Regions from separate parts of the Mus musculus genome. Here regions 1, 2, 4, 5, 6 and 7 are each linked to region 3. A link is a loop called in an ENCODE intact Hi-C map of the cell type or tissue named here. Cell type or tissue: left cerebral cortex. All regions are shown on one strand.

Region 1 (4,000 bases), 410 kb after region 3:
TATTATCACTTTAATAAGATCATTAGTTTTAAATGTTGCCTTAAAAAGGGAGCCTGCAGCCGGGTGTGGTGGCACACGCCTTTAATCCCAGCACTCGGGAGGCAGAGGCAGGCGGATCTCTGAGTTCCTGAGAAATAAAAAGAAGGGCCGGGGGAGCTAACACCCAGAGTTCAAGATCACTCTCATCTCCACAGGACATTAATGAGGCCCATCTAGGACGCATGAGAAGATAGGAGCTTAAAAATACACAAGGATGGTTCCGAATGTTCTACTGTCTACTCTGGTCTTCCTGTGGTTCTAATGCAGGTAGACACAGATTTGGCTCCCAGCACCCACAAGGTGGCTCACACCCATGCCTAACTCCATTTCCCGGGGATTCAATGCCCTCTTCTGACCCCAGCAGGGCAGGCACCCCATGTGCACAAGCAAACACTGACATACGTAAGAATTAATGGACTGACCTTCTTAAAAGATGCTTCCTGTGGGCTTGGAGAGATGGCTTAGCTGCTAAAGGCTATGCTCACAACCAAAAGTAAAAGATGCTCCCTGTAAAATCCTGTAGTAAGTACTGCCACCGCAAGCTGCCAGTACCAATATATTTTTGATTTTTACTTACATGTGTGTGTCTGTGTGTGTACATGTTAGTGTGAGAGATGTGTGGTCAGAGGGCAAATTTAAGGAGTAGATTCCCTCTTTCCATCCTTAAGTGAGTTCTGCATGCTGAGTGTCTCTGCAGTCTCATTATGATACACACACACACACACAGAGTTCGTGTTATGCACTGAGCCCGGGTTCTTGAGATTGTTAGCTGCTCATCGGTTTTTTTGTTTTTGTTTTCTTTTTCCTTAACGTGTATATTCATAAAACATGCGTCTACCATACCTTCAACAATCCTTTAAGGAATGATGAAGCTGACCTTTGTGTCCCCCTCCCGGAACTTGTTCTGAACTGCTGAGATGGGACTGGGTAGTTTGCTTTGGGGAATGAAACCGCTTGCAAACATTTATGTCTAACGTGAGAGTGCAAACAGTCTCCATGTTTCAACTGGTCCAGGAAAAGACTAAAAATCCCCACTATCCAAAAAAAAAAAAAAAAAAGTAGAGCAGGTGCTTCCTAACTGGGACGTACAGTAGCACCATTTTATAAGCTGGTACTCTCGGGTCTGGGTAGGAAAGGAAAGGGGCACTAAACTAAGCGACGGACAGGAAAGCGACGGTGCAGGGGGAGGAGCCCACTCAGCGACACGTAAACCAACCAGATCCCGAGCGGAAGTTAGGAGCTCCCCCGGGTGCAGGCCGCTGTGGGGTCCGGCGCTGCGGAAACCGCCCTGCCTGTAGCTGCTGGGGTCGCCTCGCTGGGTCACTGGGTCTCCGGGTCAGTCGGAAGCAGACGAAGGGACAGTGGCACCGGGTGGGCCGACTGTTTCCTGGGCGTGCTCAGGCCGCGCCAAGGGTAGAGAAGCCCCGGGCCCCAGGGCGGTCCCTGCAGCGACTCACCTTCATGGGGTCCGCCAGGTAGAGCTTCTCGGCCGCCCGGCTGAACTCCTCCCAGGTCTGGAACTGAGGCATCGTGGCTTCAGGCAGCGAGGAACAAGGCCGCGAAGCGAGTCACGGCGCTGTCGCCCCGGCGGCCCGCCGCTCTCCCGCAACCGCCCACAGCGCTGCACTCCGGCGGCGCAAAGACGGAGGCTCACGAGCGCTCACGCCATTGGCCAGCCTCGGCCGCGCGCCTGTCCAATGGGCAGGAGGCGTGATGTCGGGGGGCGGGGCCTCCGCTCTGAGAGGTCGGGAGAGGAGAGGGCGGCTGCCACAGCGCCGCCTGCAGGGCTGGAGGGGATAGTGCCTGTGCTGCCTTTCCAAAGACTAAGGAGCTCTGTGACCTGGTACCCAAGTCACAGTCGTGGTGATGACAAGGCGCAGCTGTCACACTCAAAGCCTAATCAAGGAGTTGGGGAGACATAACGGACGCGCAACCAAAAACTTTCTGTGGTAGACTTTTGTATCGGGTCAGTGGAACAAAAAGGAGCAAGGCTCCCAGAGGTGAGACAAACTGAATAGGGAGTAGAGAAGGGCGAGACCTCTAGGCACATTTAAGATCTGCAGTGTACGTGTACTTAAGAGGAACAGTAGTGTTCAAGGGAATGGAGGAAGAGAAGAAGCACAGAGAGAAGGAAGCTACACTGTGGCATCTGCTAGGATACGAAATTTGAGTCTTTCCCTCAGGCAGAGTGTGACACAGGACAGCTTTTAAAAGAAATTTTATTGGGGTATATAGTTTATGTGTGCAGTAAACATCGGCTTTGAGAATATACGATCATGGATTCTGAAAAAAATACATATACACACACGTCACACAGCCACAGAGCATATACCTACTTGCCTAATGTCATAATCAATATATGGGGGTATTTTTCACCTCTAGAAATTTCTTCATGCCTCCTTGTAATTCATTTCCTCTGTCTTCACTCCTGGCCCCACGAATGTTTACTCTTACTAAAAATTACATCCCCCTGTCCATTGAGCTGCTTTTTCCCCCTTCCCTTCTCCATCTTGCTCTGCCCCTCCTCAATCCGGGCCCAAAGGTTTGTTGTTGTTGTTGCTGTTGTTGTTTTTATTTTTTGTTTCTCATTACAGATGGTTGTGAGCCACCATGTGGTTGCTGGGATTTGAACTCATTCATGACCTCTGGAAGAGCAGTCAGTGCTCTTAACCCTGAGCCCTCTCACCAGCCCCCATTGATCAGCTTTAAACAGTTTTGTTGGGTTTTTTGTTTTGTTTTGTCTTGTATTGTTTTGGGTTTTCAGTGCTAAGGATTGTGCATTCTAGACAAGGTCTCTGCCACTGAACTTAGCCACATTCTCCTCCCCATCTTGCCTTCCTCTTCCCTATCTTTTTCTTTTCTTTTTCTTTCTTTCTTCTTTGTTTGTTTGTTTGTTTGTTTGTTTTTCAAGACAGGGTTTTTCTGTGTATCCCTGGCTGTCCTGGAACTCTCTCTGTAGACCAGGCTGGCCTTGAACTCAGAAATCCGCCTGCCTCTGCCTCCCAAGTGCTGGGATTAAAGGCGTGCGCCACCCCTGCCCGACTTCTTTTCTTTTTCCTTCTTTCTCTTTCTTTTTCTTTCTTTCATTTTTTCTCTTTTCTTTCCTTTCATTCATTTTCTTTCTCTTTTCTTCCTTCTTTCCTTCCTTCCTTTTTTTCTTTTGCTCTTTCTTTTTCTTTTTTTATGTCATGAGTTTGCGGAAAGTCCCAGCTATTTAGTCCAAGGCCAAACTGGGCTACTTAGAAATAAACAAGCAGGGCTGGAGAGATGCCTCAGCAGTTAAGAGCACCGACTACTCTTCCAAAGGTCCTGAGTTCAAATCCCAGCAACCACATGGTGCCTTACAACCACCTGTAATTAGATCCGATGCCCTCCTCCGGTGTGTCTCAAGACAGCAACAGCATACTCATAATAAATAAATAAATAAATAAATAAATAAATAAATCTTTTTTTTTTTAAACATTGAGCAGTCTCTGGGACAAACCTTCAGTCCTTTTTTTTTAAGATTTATTTATTTATTATATGTAAGTACACTGTAGCTGTCTTCAGACACTCCTTACACATGGTTGTGAGCCACCATGTGGTTGCTGGGATTTGAACTCCGGATCTTCGAAAGAACAGTCGGGTGCTCTTACCCACTGAGCCATCTCACCAGCCCCCCTAAATAAATCTTTTTAAAAAAAGAAATAAGCAAAGAAAAGAAAGGAAGAAAGAAACAAGAATGATGGCAGTCCTAGCAAGAGGCCATCATGGTACCTGGGCTAAATAGATAGCAATTATTTTGATTTTTTTTAAAGGGGGTGAAACAAAGGGACTCTGAAGTCAGCCTCCCGGGGGATGCTTGAAGGTCTGCTCAAACATTAGGGCTTTACAGCTCAAGTTCCCAGGAGGCTGGGTGGTTAGCTGAGTCATCTCTACGAAGGTTAAAGTCACTTGTGAATAAGATTAGCTTCAGAAGAAG
Region 2 (4,000 bases), 640 kb after region 3:
CCCTGTTCGCATGATTGTGAGTGGCTCGCACTGCACTGCACTTGGCTTGCCCACTCGCCCACTCTTCTGTATTCCCGTCCAAGGAGGAGCAGGCAACCTCCTTCCATTTCCCAGGATGCTCCTCTGCCCCCTTTATCTAACAGTGTTGATGGAAACTCAGTGATACATTCAATTAGTGCAATGATGGGGCCTCAGTGGAAAGAAGGCCCCAGCCCCTTTTACTGAGAGACTCTAGTCCTCTGCTTAATTGCAAGCCTGATTTCTAAGTAGCAAAATGTGCTGGTCAGTTTTCTGTTGCTGAGACCAAAATCATTTTTTTTTAAAGATTTATTTAAGGGCTGGTGAGATGGCTCAATGGGTAAGAAGCTCTGACTGCTCTTCCGAAGGGCCTGAGTTCAAATCCCAGCAACCACATGATGGCTATCACGTAATGAGATCTAACGCCCTCTTCTGGTGTGTCTGAAGACAGCTACAGTGTACTTATTTATAGTAATAAATCTTTGGGCCTGAGGGAGTATGTGAGTACACCATAGCTGTCTTCAGACACACTGGAAGCATCAGATCCCATTACAGATGGCTGTGAACCACCACGTGGTTGCTGGAAATTGAACTCGGGACCTCTGGAAGAGCAGTCAGTGCTCTTAACCTCTGAGCCATCATCTCTCCAGCCCTGAGACCAAATTCTTAAGTCAACTTAAAAGGAAGAAAGGTTTATCTGGTTGCGGTTTCAGACCACGGTCATGAGACCCTCTTGCTTTGGTCTTGTGGTGCAGCAGTACACCATGGCAGAGGGAGGCCTGGTCGTGTCATGGTGGCTGGGCAGCAGTACAAGCAAAAGGAGGACAATTGCTAACACGTTTGAAGACACAGACTACAACCTATCTTTCACTGAATCCTGACTCCCAAAACTTCGGCCTGATACTTCCATAGGCCTGTAACCAAGCCCTGGAGCATACCACATCCAACTGGCACTGGAGGGCACCTCCTGCACAGCGAGGGGGACCAAGGTAATGAGCGGAAGGAAGGCAGTCTGGTGAGCGTGGGCAAGTGTACCAAGCCATGGAGCTGCTGCTTGTATTGTGAAGGGTTAGGGTCGTCAGAAATCACCCTAACATGGTTTCTGTGGTTGCAATGTGCTGAGGGGTAGCTGCCTGCTGCCGACAGCCCACGCTGTCCATCAGTACCACAGTTTTTGACACAGCTTCACTCACTATCCTTCTCAATCTTGTTGCAAATTTTGTGTATAGCTCAGACTCTGATCCTCCTCTGTCAGTCTCCCAAGTGCTCTAGGCGTAGGCCTTAACCATCTTGAAGATGTCTTCTTCAGAGCTAGGTTTTAAAATCATCCCCAGGGTCTAGAGAAGTGGCCCCAAGATTAAGAGCACTTGCTGCTCTGTAAACCTGGAGTCGGTTCCCAGCATTTATGTGGTGGCTTACATACAGGCATCTGGAACTCCAGTTCCAGAGGATCTGACCTCCACAGTCATCAGGCACACACATGGTACACGTACTTACATGCAAAACAAGAAACAAAAAAAAAAAAAAAAAGAGGGCTAGAGAGATGGCTCAGCGGTTAAAAGCACTTGACTGCTCTTTGAAGGTCCTGAGTTCAAATCCCAGCAACCATATGGTGGCTCACAACCATCCGAAATGAGATCCTATGCCCTCTTCTGGTGCATCTGAAAACAGCTACAGTGTACTTAGATATAATGGGGCTTTTTTGTTTTGTTTAAAAGAAACAAGAACATCAGATGCAACGTTGTTGCTGTGGTAATCGGATAGTTGTCGCTGTGATTCATACAATACACAGTTGAATTTGTGAAACCAGGAAGCTTAGTCGTTATGTATCCTGAGACTTTTTTTTTTTTTTTTTTTTGTAGCTCTGCCTCTGAGCCTAGAACCTTTGGAACCTACCTTTGAAGATAGGTGATAGGTTTCAATCTGCTGAGACAAGTGTGTCCGCACAAACAGGCCACCTAAATGCTGTAAGGAGATTTGATAGTTTTTAGCCAGAACCCTGATAAGTGGTTGAGGCCTTACCATCATGTTTGGCCCTCTTATCAGTTGGACTAAAACAGGAAACTTGCTGCACACAGCTCACTAAATGCATGTGTGACTAGCACCAGGGTCAAGAAGCATCCATATGGGACTCCATGTGAGCCCCTTCATGTTCTTTCTGTAGTTCACAGCCAGCATAACCTCTCCTGCCTTCTTCTCGCCACACTTGGCTGTCTCCTGTGCTTGATATAAATGGAACTGTGCCTTTTTGTGCTTGGCATCTTTCTCTCAGTCTTGTGCGTGAGCCTCATCCACAGCGCATTGTGGTGGGTAGTCCGTGCTCAGTGTGATAGAGTAGTTCCCAGCTTGGGGCTATTACGAGCAGTGCCACTATGAGTCTCCCAGCATGTGTGCTGAACAGATGGACGCCTTTCTTCTGCGTTTGTATCTAGGAATAGCCATGGTGGGCCACCACAGATGCCATGCCACTTCAGCAGGCACCTCCTCTATGTACACACTATGGCGGTAGCCACCTGGGAGGATATCAGAGGGGACTGTGAGCCTCCTGTTGTGAGCCTGGCATCAATCCAGCAAACATCCAGAGATCCAAACCCGAGCACACCACAAACCGTGTTCTTTGTTTCCCTGGAATGTAAATGAGAAGCACCTTTCATTCATGACTACACCTACCAAATGGATACTTACAAGACAGGACTCCCTGCCCCTCTCGAGATGTTTATATTTGATTCGTTTTTAAATGGATTGCATTTTAAGTTGTCACACAGCAGCATGCAGGACTATGGAGTAGTTTCTCCATTCTCATGGGGTAGACTCTATAAAGCTCCCAACCCAGCAAGGAGATGAGGCCACTTTTTTTTTCCTCTGAAAGGTATTCTATAACCGTGGTTCTCAACCTTCCTAATTCTGTGGTCCTTTAATACAGGCCCTCATGTTGTGTTGGCCCACAACCACAACATTTTCATTGCTGCTGCTACTTTAAAAAGATTTGTTTGAGCCGGGCGTGGTGGCGCACGCCTTTAGTCCCAGCACTCGGAAGGCAGAGGCATGTGGATTTCTGAGTTTGAGGCCAGCCTGGTCTACAGAGTGAGCTCCAGGACATCCAGGGCTACACAGAGAAACCCTGTCTCAAAAACCAAGAAAAAAATTTTTTTATTTTATGTATGTGAGCACAGTGTAGCTGTCTTGAGACACACCACCAGAAGAGGACATTGAATCCTATTACAGATGGTTGTGAGCCACCATGTAGTAGCTGGAAATTGAACTCAGGATCTCTGGAAGAGCAGTTAATGCTCTTAAGGAGCCATCTCTCCAGCCCCTCATTGCTGCTTCTTAACTAGTTTTGCTACTGTATGAATCATAATGTAAATATCTGTGTTTTCTGATGGTCTTAGGTGACCCCTTGTGAAAGGGTCATTCTACTCCAGAGAGGTCACAACCCACAGGTTGAGAGCCACTGTCCACTGTTTCACAAGTTCTTGGGTTAGGGAGGTGATTCTGCCCTTCATAATAATCCAAGGTTTTTAAGCACAAAGTGGAAATTAACCTTTGTGACAGATTTTTGGTTGTTTGGTTTTGAGACAGGGTTTCTCTTGTGTAGCCCTGGCTGTCCTGGAACTCACTCTGTAGACTAGGCTGACCTTGAACTCAGAAATCTTCCGGCCTCTGCCTCCCAAGTGATGGGATTAAAGGCATGACAGGTTTTAACAGAATGGAAATATGTGCACACACACACACACACACACAATCTCTGGTCAGATATGTATGTATACATGAGAACTCAGTCCCTAATCCACCCTCCAGTGTTGTATTTATTAATATCTAACATGGATTTGAGCAGCAAAGGACTGAATGTGAGACGCCGTCCCCCTTGAAGCCTTTGTCTTTATTGAGTAACTAGTGGGACAATCCCACCATCCTTTCCTGCAGCCTGTTAATGGGCACTGACTTGCCTCCATGTTAGGAAGAGGCCAGGAGGGTGGGA
Region 3 (4,000 bases):
TACAGGCAATCAGTGGTAGTTGAGGGCGAAACACTTCTTCAGTGGTGTAGCCATTGGAGAGATGCCCATGCGCCAATAAGTTATCTTACATCCCTGTTTCTGATAGTAACGTTAATTATAGTGACTGGTTCTCCCCAAAGAGAGGGGAGAGTTGTGAAGGAAGGAGGACTAACTGGGAAGAAGGGGATCTGCAGAGTGAGGGAAGACCAGAGAGGGTAGTCATGGGGTCACACAATCAAAACACATGAACATGCAATAATAAAAGTCTGGTGTATAATTAACATGTGAAAATTGAAACCTTTAAGACAGAAAATAATAAGACATAGAGGGATCCAGAGGCTCCGGAGTGATGATCCTAAACTTGCCAGACATCAGACACTGGACAGACTCATCCATCTTCGGCTATTTGTAGCAGTGGACCCCAAAGGTCACGCCAGCATCCCACAAAGAAATCGTCTTTCCACTCCCTTTGCTGAGAACTTGCTCCACAGCCATGTCCTGAGTGATGTGCCTGAGAACCAATCCCCAAAGCATAGGGAAAGTAGTTACGGTTCGGCCTCCCAGGCTCCATACGGAGTGGCACCCTCCTGCTGCATGACTTTCTTACGGCTGCAGTGACAAATGGAGTGGCTCAAGAGCTGAAGGGTCCCAGTCAACCTCACTAGATTACATCCAGAGCTCCCCTGCATGCAGGAGTTCATGCACTTGCCACCCTCTGTGTTTAGACACTGACTGCATACTGTGGTTTATGGACTGCCTCTGCCTCGCATCGCTTCACTTCCTGGCCTCCTTTTTACCCTACAAAGTACCACAGTGCAGCTTTGGGAAATTAGGGTGTGGTCATCTTCAGGAAGCTGTTACTCAGCCTACCACAGTCCCCAAGCCTCAGCCAGCAGGGACAAACACAAAACGAAGGGTTCTTAGAGGCAGATTCCTGTGTGCATGTTAAAAGTAGAGGTAGACAGATTATAGGTAGATAATAGAGGATAGAAAGAGTGTAAGAGATAACAGATAGATAAATGGTAGATAAATGATAGAGACAGTGAGTGAGAGATGATAGATAAATGATAGATAATAGGTAGATTGTGATAGACTATAGACAGATATAATAGATGATAGATAATGATAGATTATTGATAGGCTATAATTGATTGATAGAGAGATGGTAGATGAATGATAGATAGATAGATAGATAGACAGATAATTAGGTAGATGAGTAGATTGTGATGATAGATGATAGATACATAGATAATGATAGATGATAGAAATATGAATAATAGATTGTAGATAGATGATGATACAAATAGATTATAGATATATAATAGTAAGATTATAGACAGACACATAGATAGATGATAAATTGATTATAGATACATACACATACATACATAGATCGGCTATGATGGACAATTGGTAAATGCATGAATAACAGAGACAGATATTACATACATATTGTGAAGGAGTTGGTATCAGCCAGAGGGCTTTGAAATCTGAATATTGATAAATACACCAGTGCACTTTGCTAATTTTAATTGCTTATGCTGGAAAGGCCTTTTAGGTAGAGATTTCTTTTCTGTACTGCTGACTTAATTTTTTTCTTGAAATAACATTACTATATTTTGCCACACGGTGGAGCCAACGAAACATCAAAGAGGCCTTTGCAGCCGCCATTTTGTCCTTTCTGACTGGTTGTGACATCATCCACCACCGACTGGTCCCTGCACGGTTTGGGTATTTAGAGGATTCATGTTTGCTCAGGCAATCTCAGGGAACTTTGCAGTTGTCTGTACTCAAAGAAACCGTCTGAGCTCCACACAAGAGTAAAGACAGAAGTTCTCTCCTGACAGCTGTCAGTGTGACTGGGATGAGAGCGCTGGGTGCCATTGTGAGGGAATAGGAGGTGGGTGTTGGCGTGGGGAGTGGGGGGTGGGGAAGATGCAGGGTGTCATTGTCATCAAGAAACCCAAGTCCTTCCCAGGTCTGCAGGAGAGGGAGTCAGCTGGGCTGGGGGTGTAGGAGATTGCTTCTGGCCAGAGCTTTGCTCCCAGGGGTGCATCTCCATGCCCTTGGCTCTCCTGTGACAGGGTCTATATTGATCCCTCTCCAACCACACCTATCACACAGGCTCCTTCCCTTTGATACACTGTCACAGGTCACCACATCATACACTCTTTGGCCTCTGTGTACCTGCAAGGTTCGCCTCTGGCCTCCACCAGCACCTACACAAAGATTCTTTGTGTGACCAAACTTTGGTCCGGCTCCTGAACCTCCTGAGTACTTCTGAGTACTTTTTTTTTTAAAAAGATATTTTCTTCATTTACAACTCAAATGCTATCCCAAAAGTCCCTTATACCTCCCCCCAACCCTGCTCTCCAACCCACCCATTCCTGCTTTCTGGCCCAGGTATTCCCCTGTATTGGGGCATATAATTTTTGTAAGACCAAGGGCCTCTCCTCCCAATGATGGCCGATTAGGCCATCTTCTGCTTCATATGCAGCTAGAGACATGAGCTCAGGGGATACTGGTTAGTTCATATTGTTGTTCCTCCTATAGGGTTATAGACCCCTTCAGCTCCTTGGGTACTTTCTCTAGCTCCTCCATTGGGAGCCATGTGTTCCATTCAATAGATGACTGTGAGCATCCACTTCTATATTTGTCAGGCACTGGCATAGCCTCACTAGAGTCAGCTACATCAGGGTCCTGTCGGCAAAACTTGCTGGCATATGCAATAGTGTCTGCGTTTGGTGGTTGATTATGTAACGGATCCCTGAATAGGGCAGTCTCTGCATGGTCCTTCTGCAAGAGCAAAACCCCAACTGTAACAACAAAAATAACAGGAAGCAATAATTACTTTTCTTTAATATCTCTTAATATCAATGGACTCAATTCCCCAATAAAAAGACAGACAAACAGACTGGCTACGTAAACAGGACCCAACATTTTGCTGCATACAGGAAACACATGTCAGAGACAAAGACAGACACTACCTCAGAGTAAAAGGCTGGAAAACAATTTTTCAAGCAAATGGTCCAAAGAAACAAGCTGGAGTAGCCATCCTAATATAGAATAAAATCGACTTCCAACCCAAAGTTATCAAAAAAGACAAGGAGGGGCACTTCATACTCATCAAAGGTAAAATCTTCCAAGATGAACTCTCAATTCTGAGTACTTTTAACAAAGAACTCTATTAAGTCACCTTAATATGCCCATTCTCAGGACAGCCAGAATTTAAGGTGCTTGCTGGCATGCCCGACAACCTCAGCTCCATCCCTGGAACAGTGGTTCTCACCCTTTAGTACAGTTAGCTCCTCGGGTTCCCGTGATCCCAACCGTAAAGTTATTTTCATTGCTCTTCATAGTTGTAATTTTGCAAGCGTTACAAGTTGTAATATAAATGATATGCAGGATATCTGACATGCGACCCCTGTAAAAGCATATTGTGACCCCCCCAAAGGGGTCGTGACCCATAGGTTGAAAACCACTGTCTAGGAACAACATGGTGAAAGGGAACAGACTCCTTCAGATTGTCCTGTGACCTACACACACACACACACACACACACACACACATATGCATGCATGCAATATATGTGCATGATTACCCCCAAACACACACATACACACACATACACCACATACATACACAAATGAGTGAATGAATGAATGAAAGAATGAATGAAAAAATAAAGAATCCCTCCACCCACATTCTGTTTAGCATCAATGTCTAATGAGGTCTCTGTCACCCACTATCTTTGGATGTCTGATCACCTGACTTGGCTTCATCAAAAATGCTGTTAGGTGAGTGTGATGGCTGGTTTTGACTGTCAACTTGATTGAGTTAAGAAACATGTTGGGCAGCAATGAGGCATATCCTAGGGTGTGGCTCACAACACTGCCTCTAGAGTGGTTTAAATGAGGTGTAGGTGACGCTACCTTGTGAGCTAAAGCTTGGGACATGAAAAAGGAAGAAGGAGAAAGGCCACTGAGCACCGACCTCGCCT
Region 4 (4,000 bases), 160 kb after region 3:
TTGTTTTGTTTTTGTTTTCTCGAGACTGTCCGGCAATTATTTACTTTTAAAATAGCTGCTCCAGAAGAAAAATGCAACTTAAGGTTTTAAGTAGACATTTTTAAAATTAAAAAAAATAAGGATGAAAAATATAACTTAGCATGTCATAAAAGCTGCTAAAAGCCAGGCAGTGGTGGCGCACGCCTTCAATCCCAGCACTTTGGAGGCAGAGGCAGGCAGATTTCTGAGTTCAAGACCAGCCTGGTCTACAGAGTGAGTTCCAGGACAGCCAGGGCTACACAGAGAAACCCTGTTGGGGGTCGGGGGAAGCTGCTAAAAGCTGGTGCTCTGATTGGTACCCAGTGTGAGCCAGCTTTCTGTCACTCTAAGCTGCAGTAAATACCTAGGTAGCCAAAGAAAAGAGAGAAGGGAAATCTGGCCCTCAAGCGTGGAGGCTTCCGTTACTGGTGGGCTGTGCTGCCTTTGGACTAGCAGAGACATAAGTACGTGATAGTGGGCAAACTGTGGTAGAGAAAGCAACTCTCCTCATAGCCAGAATGCAGGAGAGAGGAAGAGAAAGAGGCTGCAGGTTCACAGTCCCTTAGAAGATGTGCCGCTTCCTCCTCCATAATCGATATCCTGCCTCTGTGCAGGTTTGTACTTCTACAGAAATACATTAAAATATAATCTGAAAATACAAGCTGCCCTCCTGGGAGGAACAAGTTCACATACGGAATCATTTTACAGGAAAAAGCAAGCAGGAGGGAAGAAATAGAAGACTTCATTGCGGGGTGGAGATCAGCAAAACATAGGGCTGCAGACATAAGGAAAGGGTCAGAGTGATGCTCGATAGTCTGCATGCTAAGCAAAAGAGAATCAATTTAAAACAAAAAGAAAAAGTGTTGGCTTGAGGAACACTTTCCGGGGCAGGAGATCCCACGCCGACAGCTGCAGGGAGATCCCACACCGACGGCGTCTTTGTTACTACATTTTACTGTGGGAGCAGGGGCCATGGCTCAGGTGTGGTCAGAGGACAACTTGCAGGAGTCTGTTCTCCCTATCCATCTTGTGGCTCCTGGGAAATGAACTCAGGTCATCAGGCTTGGTGGTGATGCCTTTGCCAGCTAAGCTAGCCAGCCAGCCCCCAACAGCTCCCTCAATCGAGGTTTAGAGCTTCCAGGCAAAGGTGCTGATCAAAAAGCATTTTGATAACAGGCATGTAAGACAGGAACTATGAAATCATTCTTTGACCCTCTAATTTTCCTTTGAAATACAATGTTCTTATTGGTGCTCTTTACAGACCCAGCATAACATGAAGTACATTGAAACATTATTTTCTAAAATAAAGCTGTACTGACTGTGGTAATTCTAACATGAGGTGTAACATTCTATTTCAACCAGAACATTAAGTATTAGACGTATCGCAGCTTTATAATCTACTCAAGAGAGCTTATTGAAGGCAGAAAATGAACCTGAGCAGTAGCGCTTATATTCAGCCCTCATTAGGTTTGTGCAAACGGTTGTTTAAATTCCCAACGGGAAGTCTGTCCATCTGGCAGGCATGATAGCGTAGCGAGGAGGACCAGATGGGCTCTGAAATGGGTCGTTCCTGGCAGAGTGAAGAATACTTACGGTAGGATTGATTTTTGATGCACCACCTGAGGTGCCCAGGACAGACCATCCAAGTCCCCAATGGACTTGTCCCCCTGTGCAAAACTTAAAAGCATTAAAGGCCACCTAGTGGCTAAATGGGAAAACGACATGTCAGATGATTCTGTGGCTTCGTGTATGGACTATAAACAGGCTCTTTAATTTGGTCAGCTCCTCTTGCACACAAAAGCATCTTAAGTGGCCCTGGGTTGGCCATAAATATCTCCTACAAACTCTGTTACTTCCCCATCATCATTGCCAGGGTCCTCGGTCAGGCTGTCTTTCGCCATCAATATAATTTCTCTCTATAGCTCCCTGAAAATGTTATGTGCAGAATATGGCATTACTGTATGTGAGTAAATGATCAATATTTGTCGCTTAGAGAGAGGATAGGGGAGCGTTCTCTGGGTACAATGCTTTCTTCACAGCATGAAGACCTGAGTTCAAAACCGAAGCTGACTGTGGTGGTGTGTGCCTGAAATCCCAGCATCAGGAGACAGAGACAGGAAGAATCTTGGCGCTCTTTGTCGTCAGCCAGTCTAGCCAATCGGTGAGCTCCTGTCCACTGAAGGGCATGTCTCAGAAAATAGTATACAATGATAGAAGAGGATGCTCTTTGGCCGTGGCCTCCACAGATGCACTCATGGACATGCACACCTATACACGCTCACATGTGCATGCACACACATCTCTATTTCACACCAAACAGCTTTGGTCATTAGTGAGAATCATCCCCTCGCTCCAGTACCTTCTCAAATTCTTTTGCAAAAATACAGCAATATGCTACACTATTAAACAGTGGCAATGAGCTGTTCAGCACAAAGGCAAATGCGCAGTACGTTTCATTGGCGAGAAGTTCATTCCAGAACACCGCTCACCCGCGAGTCTTCTTGATTAGCCTTCGGAATGGTTTGGATGATTAAATAGCAGCATTTAAATTCAGATATATTTTTTCCCCACAGAATTGTAATTGGGGTCTCCCATGGAGAGACCTATCAGACCTATCAGACTTCCATGTGACAAGTCCCAGTGTGACATTAACAAGACATTCAAAAGAGTAGGGAAGTCTCTCTGAGAAAGAACTTCTGGGTGACAATGCCGCTCACCCTTGCCTGATTTTGCTTTCGATTCTGACTCCCCTTTCCGCTGACTCGGAGGACCATCCTTCAGCTATCTGTCATTAAAATAAGCAGTTTGTAGCAAGAGTTCAGAGATGTGGTTTTCTTCTTTTGCCATTCATTTAGACCAGCATGTCTGTGTAAAGTAACATCGAAAGTAACAGTTTGTCCAGATAGATTGTAGGATGCAAACTGGGGAATGGTTTCCAGGAAGGTCCAATGTTTGGGTCGATCTACAACCTTGGAAAGTCCCGGGATGGAACTCACCTTCTCCCTCTCTGTGCTCCATAGTATCTGCTAACTAAGCACTGGGCAACCCATCGGTCCTTAGTCTTTCTCCAAGCTTGCCCATCTGGACCTAACTAGGAACCACTGTAGGACCCTCTTTCCCTAGATCCACTTGCCACGGTGCTACACAGGGTCACTTTCTCTAAACTAGTTGAAACTTGTAAAGCATACATAAAAGGACAGTTAGAAAGTGGCATTCCACCCCACACCCCTCCACGCCCCCACAAAAATATCTCCAGAAAAAGAAATCCTCCTAACTGGTTCCTGACACGTTGTAATTCTTTACTTCTGTGTTTCTTCCTCTGCTTGTCAGTGATGAAGCATCAGAAAATTGTAAAATCCCCAGGAATGGGAAAAACCGACAGCGAGTCTCATCAGGAAGTATACACCAGGACTCAATGTTCCAGTAAAGAAACATGCCACTTCCGAATATGCATCAGGATCCTGATGGGGTGGTGCGCACCTGTGACCTGAGCACTCTGTGATGACCAGAGTTCCAGAGCACCCTGGCTATATAGCAAGACCTTGTCTCAAAAAAAAAAAAAAAAAAAAAAAGAAAGAAAAATTAAAATCAGATCTTCCACATCTATCTTCTATAGATTTATTTTATGTACATGAGAAAAAGACAACTGGCTCTGATGTCAGTTGTAGCTTTAAAGAAAGTCTCTGTACAGTGGGTGTGTACACACATCATGATGTGGGGAGGTCAAAAGACAACCCCTTGTCAGTCCTTGCCTTCCACTTCCCAGGAGGGCTTCTTCGTCATCATTGCCCATTCAGGCTAACTAGAACACAGGCTTAAAGGGAATTCTCTTGTCTCCACCTCCCATCTCAGCATTTGAATACTGAGATCACAGGTATACTCACTGATATGTGGCTTGTTTCAGCTCATAGTTCCAGGTTACAGTCCATCATAGCAGGGAGGACACAGAGGCAGGAACTTGAAGGAGGTGTTTATAGCACAT
Region 5 (4,000 bases), 400 kb after region 3:
TTGCATGCTCCCACCGTGATGTTCTGTGCTCTCTGAAACAAGGAGCATAAACAGACTGCCCTGCCTTACAAGTTGATCCAGTTCAGGTATTTTATATCAGCGAACCTGGCTGACAGAGCCACGTTGGTCTCTCATACAATCTTTTCCATTTCAGTGACAGAATCTTTCAGTTATTACATGGGATATTTAAAAGTTCAATAGCTGATACCAGAGCTTTAAAAAAAAATTGTCAAGGTTCTGTCCTGTGGGAACTCAGGACTTTATTTAATTAATTTTATTTATTTATGTAATCCCTCCATGATTCACATTCCTCTTGCTGTAAAAATGATGGTGGTGATGATGGTGGTGGCAGTGGCGCAGAGTGATGATGACGACGACGATGACGACGACGACGACAACGACAATGGTGCTAACAATAACAATTCCTATCTCTTGGCACTGTCGGGGGTTTAGCTGAGTTAACAGGCTGAAGCTCTGAGTGATAGAGGCTGGCATACCACCGTGCCACCTCTGGCCTTGATGATCAAATCAATCCTCAAGCGAGTTGCTCTTGGAGGGTAGAGAAGGGGTTTATTCACCCAGCTGTTTGTTTTGGTGTGATTCCCAACCTTGTGCTGTTCTCCTGCTCCTCTCGTTCGCCTCTCCGAGAAAGTGTTTGCTCTGACATCCTGGTCTGCTCCCAGGATCTGCCCCACTGTCCAGGTGGTAAACATCCCACAATGTTTGTGACACACGACCCATTCCTCTAAGGTATTGATGGCACGTATTGGGAAGAGAGGGTGCGTCAGAGAGGTGTTCTAGAGGAGGCCATTCGGGCCTTGGTACTGTCTCCGTGGGGAGAAAGGAACCTGGGGAGAGAAAGGAGGAAGCACAGAGCGCGGACTTGGCAGCTAGAGAGGGCACAGGCACGGTGACACACGGGCCACTGAGCCCACTGCCTCTGTGCGCTAGCCTCGAGGGCTAGGGTGACTGATGAGACGGCCAGAAGCGGAGATCCGGAGAGGGCTCCAGTTGGGACTGTGGACTAGAATGGCTGCTACGTGTTCCTGGTGTTTCCTCACAACATGGCAGTCATTGACTTCTTCTGTGGTGGCTCAGGGACCCAGTATGAAAGGGATTGAAGTCACAGCCAGTGAGCATCATTTATCATCCAGGACTACGATCCTTGCAGCTCTGGCTTTCTGCCTTAGCAGTGGAAGCCAGCAGGCGCCGGCCCAGATACAAACTCAGAGGGCACAGAGAATCCCTGGCAAATACGTTGCTTTACTGCGTTCTGAAAGTCTCCGACCCACGGTCATGTCTATCCCGGAGTCTCTCTGGCCAACCTGGCCCCACTGTACCCCATCCTTCCTGCCCCTGTGGAGTTCCTAGAAGACACGCAAGCCAGATGAGTCCCCTGTGTCGTCCCCCCAGTGTCCTGTTACTGGGAATCCCAGCCCTCGCTTCCTCTAGGGTCTGCATGAGCACACTCCTCCCTTCCAGCTCCTCACCCTATTGTTCTGGGGAATGGCACATCACCCACTCTGAGGTCTCCACACTTCTGAGCTTCCTCACCAAATGTTCCTCTCCCCCAAATTTGAGCACAGTGACCCTGTGACCTTTAGGGATCAGCTTGGCTCTCCTTCACAGATCTAAGTGAGATTCCCCAACACCCAATGTTCTCTCTCCAGGACTGAAGTTGTGTGTGCTCGCTTACTGGTTTATTGTCTGCCTCTTCAGTGGCTCCCTGGGGAAGAATTCTTACCTTCCTTGTATCCATGGGGACCACCACAGTGCCTTGCATACCTTGGTAAGCCATAAACAAATGCATGAACAACGGCTTCCATATGGAAGGTAGTGGTGTGTGATTGTAGCTCAGAAAGACATCTACCCTCCTTCGTAGTAGGAAGTAGGAAAAGCAACATTGTCCAGTGTTAGGAGCAGTTTTCCAGTCTGGCTCTGCCGCCTGGCAGCTAGTTTTGGAAAATTCACCTCCCAGAGCCTCATTTGTTTCTGTTGTTGTTGTTTTACTTAAGTCCAGTATCTCATGGCTGTGTCTTGGGTTGCTCTGGGAACCCTGTCTAGAGTGAGGATGGGCTGCAGTTCCTGCTGTACCCACTAGGTGGCGATATAAGTGTGTTCTGAGCCCCACCCGGGGCCCCAATCTGCAACTCAGAGCCTTGAGGGAGCAGCTCATTTGGAGCAGTCACCTGGCTTATGCCAATGCCAAGGGCGGTAGCTGGATCCGTAGGAGGCTTCTGCCTCAGAGGGCTCGAGTGGAAAATGGCTAAGGGATGGTCACCCTGTTTAGCCAGAAGTTACTTAGAAGGAGGCCCCTTCCTGATCTTTTCTGACTCCAGAATAGCTTTCTGGCCGCTGATCTATCATTTTGTAAGCGAGCCAAGGTTGGGGTCAAGCTGCACCGGTCTTCCAGCACCGTTACAGCCACGAACCCAGCTCACCTCTCCCTCTCTCCAGCTCAGTGGCTCCTGTTCTCCCTGAGACTTTCGGGTGCCCCACGCCTCAGGGTGGCTGGATGCCTGCCCTGCCCTTGCCAGGTGGGCTATGCTAATTTCCCCAGCCAGCCTGGCCAGTGGGATCAGCATAGCCCAGCCCACGGTCCTAATCGCCCAGCCTGGACTTTGACTGGGGAAAGGCAATACTGCCTGGGCCAACCTCTTTCTCAGCTTGGGCAAGATCTGTCTCAGACTGAGTCAAGGCAGTTCCTGCACCTTGGAGCCTGTGTGCTTCTGCAAAGTTGGTTTCTCTTGGGAGTGAGACACACGGGTCGCCAGCCACTGGAGAAGCAGGTGGGCAGGTGGGGCACCAGCAAGGTCACAAATGTCCTCAAAGGCATAAGGCCCAGGTTACATACAGCTTCACCGACATGGGCAAGGGACCTGCCGTGTCTCCAGAAATAGGGATTCACAGGGACACTGTCACCCAAGTCTCCTTCTCGCAGGGACCCTCCAGTCCATAGGAATAGTAGGTCTAGCGGGAACATGAGCCAGGACCCCTCCCTGACCCCCAAGGCTCAGCACCCAGAACCAGAGGGGAACTGTGAGCACATGTGCAAATGGTTTGGACACACATGGCAGCCACAAATGACAGGTGTGGCCAGTCTACCACAAGAAGGGGAGTTCACAAGCGAAAGCATACGCCATCTTTCACAACAATGACGCCACTCATTCCCAGTGACCGTCAGACTGAGCCTGTCCACAGTCTCTTCTACCTCTTTCTTCGACAAACATCAGAATAGAGAGAGAGATACTTTCAGCCCAGGGAAACAAGCTCTTTGAGGACATCCCAACACTGGAACCTGGCAGCAGAGGCTGCTGGAGAAGGCTTGAAGCAGCCCTTGGGAGGTGGAGTGGATGGCTCCGAAAGGCAGCCTGTACACGTTTGCATGGCCAGTCTTCCTCTATGCTGGGGTGATTGTGTGTAGAATGCTTCAGCCATGAATTGAAGTGCTGGCACTAAGGGACCATGGTGGCAGCTCAGATACCACAGTTCCCCCCACCCCAGGGGGCTGCTTGATTAGCAGTGAGCCCAACCCTCCCAGAGATGAGAGATGGGGTGGGTCCCCCTTCCCACCATCTTTTATTTTCCCAATTCTGACTCCAACATGAAAGATCAAGTACACACACTCAATCAAGCATGCACATGTGTGCAGATGCACAGTGTATTTGCACACACACACACACACACACACACACAGTTTGATACAGCTTTACAAATCCAGACCCCAACAACCTAGTGGGAAGAGAGTGGCAATTCAAGTCTGTAGAAAATACAGATGAATAGGATTTGGCCAGACAGAGCAGGAGACACTACAATCACATTTTAAAAGATTTTAATGTATATGAGTTTTTTACCTGATATATGTAAGGACATTGTATGAGTGCTTGCTGCCCTCAGAGCCCAGAAGAGGGATTGTGAGCTCCTTGGAACTGGAGTTATGGATGGCCGTGAGCTGTCATGTGGGTGCTAGAAATAAAACCCTGGTCCTCTGAGAGAGCGG
Region 6 (4,000 bases), 50 kb after region 3:
TGGTAAGAATGGCTTCTTGGTTCTAATCCTAGCTGTGTATCACCCAGCTGGCCCAAAGTTGTGCTGGGTCCACCCCGGATGTCAGCCCTCTGCAGCGGGAGCCTCAGGTGCTGGTGCTGGTGCTGGTGCTGGTGCTGGTGCTGGTGCTGATGCACTCACTGCATTAAGATGGAGCTAGTGGGTTTAGGATCTCTACAACCCCAGGCCAGACACTGGGGCAGGGGGGCTTCATGTTCTTAACCAAGAGAACTTGGGGCATAGAGCTCAGGGCATGACCACAGGAACCTGCTGTGTGCTTTTTGGGAAACTGGGTTCATTTCTGAAGTGTCTCCAGCCAACCTCTGTGTCAGGGCTAGAGTCAACGCCAGAGGCTGGATCAGAGCAGCATTAAGTCATCCCAGAACATCACTAAACCCTTCCTGGTTTGGTACAAATTCTAAAGCATGTTGTAGCCACAGAGGAAAATAACTAGAGGGATCGCTCCTTGCCTTCCTGGGCACCCCGAGTTGGAGACAAAGACAAGGAAGATAAAAGCAGAGGACCCCATGAGCTCCCAAGTGGGGATCTAAGTTGGAGTGGGGAGGCATTTTCAGGGATGAAGGCTCCCTGTTGCAGCATGAATTCCCCCTTCAGGATCAATGGGTGCTATGAAGCACTCTCAGGGGGTGCCACCACGGAAGGCTTTGAAGACTTCACAGGAGGCATTGCTGAGTGGTATGAGCTGAGGAAGCCTCCTCCCAACTTGTTCAAGATCATCCAGAAGGCTTTGGAGAAAGGTTCTCTGCTTGGCTGCTCTATCGATGTAAGTCTCCATCACCCTCCGCAAGCACTCAAGTCCGCCGCCACCCAGAAGCTCCTTAAGGCATGGGTGCATCCCTTGCCCAGGGTCACCAGGCAATAGTCCTCTAGGGGCGCCATTGATACAGTAACAGTGCCACCAGACCTTCATCCCCATCCCACTTTCCATTCTAACTGTGTTGTATCACTCCACTCACAGACCGCAGGTCACAAAAAGCCCCCCACCCCCCTTCTGCTGGTCTTGACACCTTGTCCGGCACCTGCAGGGTTGTTTGAGCAGCCCTGCAACCTCTCCTCACTCTGTCCCAGTGCTGGTGGGTCCTGGAGAAGACGCCAGGGAGTACCAGAAGGATCTGCTTCTTCAAAATAGCTTTGCAGGCAAACAAACCTCACCAGGGAGATGGAAAGTGAGGCTGGTCCAGGCCCCAGGAGTTTCCCCAAGCTGTGCCCAAAGGATGGGAAAGGAGGGCCTTTAAGGAGTTGGCAACCCAATACATGGATTCTGAAGTTAAAAAGTCGCTGTCAGTGCAACTTAGTTGGGCGGAGTAGGGGTTGCAGAATCACAGCATCTTGGCTACAGTTGCCACTTGGGTGTCTGTCATTAGGCCTCCCACAGACCCTTGTCTAGAAGGTGACTCATCTGGGGGGAGGGGGGGCATGCGCCAACTTGCTCCCTGGTGATCAGCAACTAAAAGTTGCTCCTCCAGGTGGCAGGATGGATGCGCAGAGTTTTCCAGACTAGGCCCGGGTGCCATGTGCATCTTTCTGGGCCATTTGTATCCGGGATGGAGCAGCTGCCACCTACTGTCCTTGTGTTTGCAGATCACCAGCGCTGCAGATTCTGAGGCCGTTACGTACCAGAAGTTGGTGAAAGGACATGCGTACTCTGTCACCGGAGCCGAGGAGGTACGCCCCCTGCTAGCACGTGGCTGTCCGGGGTGGGGCCTCCAGGGCGGCAGCTGCCTGGCGCGCGCTGCCCTCTGCTGGTCACCGAGGCAGCTGCAGGCGTTCTTTTACTCTCTGGATCAGCTTTAAAAACAAAACCCAAACTCAGAACTTCCTATTTTACACTCTTAAATTATTGTTCGTGGGGCGTGGTGGCTCACACCTGAAATCCTAGCCTCTGTTTCTCAAGGGCTAGGATTTTCTAAAAATATTATTTTTTAAATGTGTATTTTAACTTGGCTAACTTTTACTGCACATGCTGTCTCCATATAAATGGCTGGGTTTTTTTCCCCCAGCCATTTACAAGTAAGCTGCAGGTATGGTGGGCCTGTCATCCCAGCCTTCGGAGCCTAGACAGGAGGGTAACCCAATGAAACCTTGTCAAAACAACAAACAACAACAACAACCCAAACAGCATCTTCCTTTTCACCCAACATCATAAGCAACGGAGAACGCATCTCTGAGAGCCTGTGACAGAAGTACCACCAGTTACAGTTAGTTAACGGATGTTTAGCTCTAACACCCCAACCACAGACACCAGGCCAGCTAGCCAGGCTGTTGGTGTCTCCCGCTGCTAACAAAGATTAAAGGCCCAGTCTTTAGAGCCAGCTCCTGAGAGCTTTAATTCTTATTTCATTGGCTTCCCCGGAACTTGGGGAGCGAGCTCCTGGGTACTTGGAGTTTAGTTATGATTTTCCAAAGCTGCCCAGCAGTGATCTGAGGGTTAAGTCCCTTCCAGCTTCCATGATCCTCCTCCACCCACTTGTCTGAAGTGGGGGTGTCCAAGCCCCTCCAAGCCTGCATGTCCCTTAGTCCCTCTCTCCTTTCTTTCATTGGATCCTTCAGGTTGAAAGTTCAGGAAGCCTGCAGAAATTGATCCGCATCAGGAATCCCTGGGGACAAGTAGAGTGGACCGGGAAGTGGAATGACAAGTGAGAAGGGAACAGGGTGGGTGGGCCCCTGGAGCGCGCATTCTACAGGGAGGGCCGAGGAGTGGGGCCAGAGAGCACACACCCTACACGGAGGGCTGAGGAGGGCTAGCTGAAGCTCTGAGAGGTGGCACTGTGGGCAGTGCCAAGAAATGAGGTCCTGAGGTCACTCCTCACACCGCGTGGGCCCCAGGCCTGCGACTCGCTAAGGGGTTTTGCAAACAGGTCACCACTCAGCACTGGGGAGCCATGGCCTGGCCCAGGCCTCCAGCGGGGCACATTCTTTCCTACCTCATGGTCCGGTCCGTGGTCCCTCCTTCCTTTTCCAGCTCACGTTCACTCTGCTATTGGGCCCTCTGGGGTAAAACACACCCCACAGGCTAGTGAGATGGCCCAGTAGGTAACGATGCTTGGCGCCAAGCCTGATGCCTGGGACCTACATGGAGGAAAGAACCTGCTAACCACAAGTGGTCCTCTAACCTTCAAAAAAGCACTGTGGCAGAGCACACCATCACCCTGCTGGAATATTCGAGGGGGCACACACTCGCGCGTGCGCTCACACACACACAAATAAGTGTAAACAAAAAATAAAGGAAGAAAAGGCCCCGTCATCCTAATAAATCAAGGCCATGAACTGTGTGCCAAGAGCGGGGATGAGCCTGTTGATCCCCAGGGCTTTCCGGTAGCTGTTAAGCTTCAACCCTCTGGGACAAAAGCTCCGTTGAGCCGTCCACCTGGTCCCTTGACTCTTTCCCAGAAGCGCTTCCCCTTCCTCTACCCCTTTTCTGGCTTGTTCCAGGCGGCCCTAGCCTCAGCAGAGGACCGCCTACGGGCAGACTTCCTTCCGGGTTGCTCTGGGGGTGGTCCTTGGTGGGTTTCCAGTTGCCCCTAAAAGAGCTGCCGGGAGCATCGTCCCTGACACAGCAATGCTCCTCCAGCCCTTGACGGTGGGCCTTGCTCATTTTTACTCTTCTATCCACCGTGTTCCAGGAGAGTGTGACCTCTCCCCTAGCTCCCTGCACAAGCGTCTGTGCTTCTTAGATTATGTTTTGTGTTTCTCCATGGGGTCTGGATGCAGGTGGGTCTGGGCCCTCGGAAGTTAGTAAAAGTGGGTGTGTTCCGAGCCTCAGCCTTTGGGGACTGTGGAGAGACATGGTCATTGCCACACACTGATTCCTAAGACCTCTCTTCTTGCTTCGCTTTCCAGTTGCCCCAGCTGGAACACGGTTGACCCAGAAGTAAGGGCAAATCTAACCGAACGGCAGGAGGACGGAGAATTCTGGTAAGGCAGCAGGGGCGGCAGGGACATTCCTAACCAGGGCACCAGT
Region 7 (4,000 bases), 650 kb after region 3:
CAAAACAACCAGCACTAACTGGGGGCCAAGGGTTGATACCCATGAGCCTCTGGGCCGTCTATCCTCTAACCCTAACCCTAACTGTACAGCTATAGCAGCAGTATCTGAAAAGGCCATTGCACGACCCATCCAGAAGCAGATGAGGTCATGTGGATAGCCTAGAAGCAACGGGTCCATCACAGGAATCTGAGCTGAGTTCCAAGAATAGACAGGTAGTCCTCAAGAAGCAATGGTTCCTCTACAGGGAGCAACAGTTTAGGGGGAGGCGGGGGTGTGGGGGAATGTGAAAGTACAGGCTGCTGTGAAATTAAAGCTGAGAGGAGGCGTGGCTGCACCTGTACCCACAGACTTATATCCTGTGAAGCCCCCCCCCCAGACTGCAGGCCCAAGTTCAAGCCCCTCCTCTCTCCTCCTTGAGACATGCCAACACAAGATTGCATATACCCAAGGTGCCTCAAGTTCAGTGTGGCCCTGCCACCTTCCCATCCTTTTCCACTGTCACCCTAGACTCCATTTCTCAGCATCTCTTGGGTTTGCTTCACCTGTCCAGAGATAAGCAAGCTATGGCTCTGCCTCTAAAGGGTCCTCATGATGAGCCCACCCCGTCCAGTCACCTCACACACACACCCAACACCCCACCCCACCCCACCCCACCCAGTTTACTGCCCTCCTCTTACAGTAGCCAGAGCACTGTATGACCAAAACATCCCTGTCTGCTGAAAGCTTTTTGAGGCTCCGGGAGGCCCAGGTGGAAGTCTGAGTTCCTCACTTGCCCATCATCCTGGGGCCAGCAGCTGGAGGAGACAGAGACCATAAGATGCCTGAACAATGTGTTCCCTCCTCACCTCCGCCCCTTCCTCCGCTGCTATGATCCTGACTTGCTCAGGTCTCAGCTGAATCCCTTTGATCTCAAGAATGTAGATCCAGATTTGTTCTGAGGGGTCCTCGTGGCTCTTTCTGGACAGTGAGATGAAATGGGACATGTTTTGGAAACGTTCAGCAAAGACTTTTTCCTCCAACATAAGAGGAAGATCAATGTGGAAAAGCGCTTTGCCCAAACCTCACTCAGTCTTCAGTTCTCTTTCTTGATGACATGTATTTAATTCTCAGAGCCACTGCATCCACTTTGCAACAGGAGAGGAAAGTTAGACTGAGCCAGCAGACTTGACGCTTGACTTTACCAGACCTGCTTGCAACCACCTTCCTCCTCGGCACTTAAAACCAAAGTACCATTGTTTAGGCCATGCCTAGGCAAAGGGTTCCTGTAGGAATCCCTAAAGAGAGAGTGGGAAGCAGGAAAAAGTGAAGATTTTATAGAGGCACCTGTGATTAGAGGTGCAGCGCATTCCCGGAAGTGCTCCCGAAGGGCGTGGGGCAACTGAGAAAGGGCCAGTCCCTTGTGGTGAGACTTGGGGCCAAGTTCTGTTCTCTCACAGCCACTTTGACATGGCACTTCAGCCCCAGGGACACACCCAGAATAACACTTGCCCAAATGATCAGGACACGCCACAATCCAGTCAATTTGACTCTCAAAATTGACCATCATAGGTATGTGATCTTCCCCCGAGCTTCCAAGGACCTTGGGAGCTCCTTTTTTTTTTTTTTTTTTTTTTTTTAGATTTATTTATTATATGTAAGTACACTGTAGCTGTCTTCAGAGGGCGTCAGATCTTGTTACAGATGGTTGTAAGCCACCATGTGGTTGCTGGGATTTGAACTTCAGACCTTCGGAAGAGCAGCCGGGTGCTCTTACCCACTGAGCCATCTCACCAGCCCCTTGGGAGCTCCTTTGAAAGACGTTTTTTTCAGTACCTACAGCTGGATTAAATGCTGAGCCTTCCTCCCGGGAGAGGAGGGAGCTACAATGTGACCATTTTCTTCTGCCTCCTTCTGACCAGAATGAGCCTTGTCCCCATCTCATCTCTGGAGGAAAGCAGAGATCCTGTTTGCTCAGCACCCCAGGAAGTCATTCCCACCTTCCACATCAGTTCTGGCTTTTCGGTGCCTGGTGAGCTGCACTGAGAGCAGATGTTGGGTCTGGGCCTGCGATTAGGCCAGGCTAGCTTGAAAGTCAAGACACAATGCCAGGATAGACCTAGGCAGGCATCAAAAGTGATGGGGGAGAAACCAGTGTTCCTCTGCTTGTCCCTCTCATTGTCTCTAAGAGTGTCACCCAGCTGGCCGGGGCTATCCAAGCTGCAGTGCTCGGGCGCCTCCCAGCGGTAGCTCTAGGCAGCGCGTCTCCTGGCTGTTAGGCAGCGCCCTCTGCTGGCTAATGTCTGTTCCTTCTCTTCTCACACTTGGGCACAGCGCACAGCCATGCATGTTGATGGGTGGACACGGGCTCCAAACCCGAGGATTTGCTAAGGAAAAAATGAGACTTTAAAGCTGGAGAAAGTATGCAGAGACTATGAAGGAAGACTCCATACACTGTTGTCGCTGTGGTGAGGGGAGCCCCGGAGTGTCCAGATTCTAGATGGGCCCTACAGGCCGGCCAACTTCTACAGTCAGATGTTTTACTGGTCAAGATTATGCTGGAAATGTGAAGTGCGTGCTGTGAGCGAAGCGGCAGGTAGGGTCAAAGCAGGAGCCCTTTCTTTGTACATGCCTGCAGTTTGGGGTAGAAGAGAGGTCTCAGGGCTAGGAGCATGGCTAGCCATTGAGCACGGGGAGAGGAACACCGGAGATAGAAAGCAGGAAGATACCCTGGGAGGTAGAAACAGACATCTGAGAGCCGAAGACAGCCAAGGGCAGATCCTGAGCATTAGTGAGCCACAAAAATGAAGACCAGGGAGACAGAGCAGTGTGTTGAAGGCACTGCAGAACTGAAGTGTGGATCTGCCATCCTCTATACCCATGGTAGCCATCAGGGGAACCAATCAGAATGGAGGCTTCAGTCACTAGCTGAGTAGGTGTTTTTGTTTCTTCCTAGCATGTTCCACGTAGTGGAATATGCTGAACTGCAGGAGTCAGCCTACAGCATTCACACAGAGCTTTACCCAAAAGTCTAGGCTCACCAAAGGAAGCCAGAGGACCAAGCATTCATTATCTTTGCACCTGGACAGGTGTCTCCCCTCTGATAGGCCCATGGTGGGACTGGGCCTAGAGACCATCTCATAGCCCACTGCTTAAGGCCTTTGGGTCCACCAGCTAGCAATGGCCTAACACGGTGGGCTCTGAGGGCGAAGGCCATCTCCATGTCCTCTAGACTGGCTCTCCCAGTAACAGGGGAGGACTGAGGGGCCCTGTATCCCCAGTTGACAAGGTGGCTCATGTGTAGTCTCAGCTCTTGTGGCTCATGGCTACAGATGGCTTGAGTGGAGGCATCTGTGCTTAGGAGTTACGTGCAACTTGGGTGGACTCCCAGGCAAAGCTCACAGTGAAAGTGAGCTGGCAGAAGAGCCACTGACTTCCCTAGGTGCCAATGTCAGCCCTGGGCCTCTAGCTCTCTGCCTTGGGTCCAACATGTCACTTACCCAAGAGCTCTCAGTCCCTTCTGACACTGTCCCTCTTCGCTCACTCTCCTGGACACTAGAGAAATTCAGCAGCAAACAGTGGCCTCAGACTTAGGACAGGGCTGCAGCAGGAGGCAGGAGACATTTGTCCTACTTCCTCTGGCTCTGGGGTCCACCTTGCCACTTAGTGGCAGGACAGATGTGATGGTGACATTTTTGCCCTCCAAGCACCCTGCTTGCTCAGGGTTAACCTGGACATGCATCACCTCCCTGTCAGCCTACTATGGGCCTGAGTGGAGTCCACACAACAGTGCGCTCTGCTCTGGCCTTGTCTTTGTTTTGAGGCCAGGACACAATGGACAGTCTGCCAAAAAAAAAAAAAAAAACCAAGCTGGGTATATACATTTCCGCTCATAGAGTGTGTCCCTAGCATGTTAGAAACTCTGAGTTTGATCCCAAACCTCAAGAAGACAGGACATGGTGGAACACACCTTTAATCCTAGCACTCGGGAAGTGGAGGCAGGAAGATCAGAAGTTCAAGGTCA

The links. Hi-C counts contacts between places; a loop is a spot of excess contacts. Peaks named below come from ENCODE experiments on the same cell type or tissue, not always from the same donor. Only the 100,000 strongest peaks of a DNase experiment are listed, where the experiment ranks them.
Region 1: it touches region 3 in a loop (4-fold over the local background); 15 of 42 quality-filtered maps call a loop at or near these places.
Region 2: a loop joins it to region 3, with 4 times the contacts of the local background. A loop is called at or near these places in 16 of 42 quality-filtered maps.
Region 4: a loop joins it to region 3, with 9 times the contacts of the local background. A loop is called at or near these places in 23 of 42 quality-filtered maps.
Region 5: it touches region 3 in a loop (4-fold over the local background); 26 of 42 quality-filtered maps call a loop at or near these places.
Region 6: it touches region 3 in a loop (8-fold over the local background); 30 of 42 quality-filtered maps call a loop at or near these places.
Region 7: a loop joins it to region 3, with 2.8 times the contacts of the local background. A loop is called at or near these places in 16 of 42 quality-filtered maps.

The regions. Positions count from the first base shown.
Region 1 is chr1:182,122,472-182,126,471 of GRCm38, reverse strand. It overlaps Srp9 (signal recognition particle 9), which reads right to left and starts at 1,735. Exons shown (of 3, transcript NM_012058.3): 1 at 1,497-1,735. The coding sequence starts at 1,568. Gm33725 (a long non-coding RNA gene) reads left to right here and starts at 1,706. Exons shown (of 3, transcript XR_373761.4): 1 at 1,706-2,039. In left cerebral cortex, a CTCF peak has its summit at 1,819; DNase peaks (open chromatin) are centred at 1,271 and 1,756; H3K4me3 peaks cover 1,718 bases; H3K27ac peaks cover 489 bases.
Region 2 is chr1:181,892,317-181,896,316 of GRCm38, reverse strand. No RefSeq gene overlaps it. Among named protein-coding and RNA genes, the nearest start is that of Gm33669, 16 kb to the right of the region's middle. In left cerebral cortex, a CTCF peak has its summit at 1,683 (motif pointing left); a DNase peak (open chromatin) is centred at 2,373.
Region 3 is chr1:182,537,214-182,541,213 of GRCm38, reverse strand. No RefSeq gene overlaps it. Among named protein-coding and RNA genes, the nearest start is that of Capn2, 22 kb to the right of the region's middle. In left cerebral cortex, a CTCF peak has its summit at 1,625 (motif pointing right); a DNase peak (open chromatin) is centred at 1,656; H3K4me3 peaks cover 782 bases; H3K27ac peaks cover 526 bases.
Region 4 is chr1:182,374,088-182,378,087 of GRCm38, reverse strand. No RefSeq gene overlaps it. Among named protein-coding and RNA genes, the nearest start is that of Trp53bp2, 33 kb to the left of the region's middle. In left cerebral cortex, CTCF peaks have their summits at 1,514 and 1,714 (motif pointing left); a DNase peak (open chromatin) is centred at 1,667.
Region 5 is chr1:182,138,690-182,142,689 of GRCm38, reverse strand. No RefSeq gene overlaps it. Among named protein-coding and RNA genes, the nearest start is that of Gm33725, 16 kb to the right of the region's middle. In left cerebral cortex, CTCF peaks have their summits at 1,890 and 2,092 (motif pointing right); a DNase peak (open chromatin) is centred at 2,101.
Region 6 is chr1:182,487,669-182,491,668 of GRCm38, reverse strand. It overlaps Capn2 (calpain 2), which reads left to right. Exons shown (of 21, transcript NM_009794.4): 5 at 634-802; 6 at 1,621-1,704; 7 at 2,590-2,675; 8 at 3,880-3,954. LOC108167751 (a long non-coding RNA gene) reads right to left here. Exons shown (of 2, transcript XR_003948412.1): 1 at 2,964-4,000; 2 at 1-1,827. Among named protein-coding and RNA genes, the nearest start is that of Capn2, 28 kb to the left of the region's middle. In left cerebral cortex, CTCF peaks have their summits at 906, 1,564 (motif pointing left) and 1,776 (motif pointing left); DNase peaks (open chromatin) are centred at 861, 1,696 and 2,965; H3K4me3 peaks cover 300 bases; H3K27ac peaks cover 1,711 bases.
Region 7 is chr1:181,887,228-181,891,227 of GRCm38, reverse strand. No RefSeq gene overlaps it. Among named protein-coding and RNA genes, the nearest start is that of Gm33669, 11 kb to the right of the region's middle. In left cerebral cortex, a CTCF peak has its summit at 2,239 (motif pointing left); a DNase peak (open chromatin) is centred at 2,231.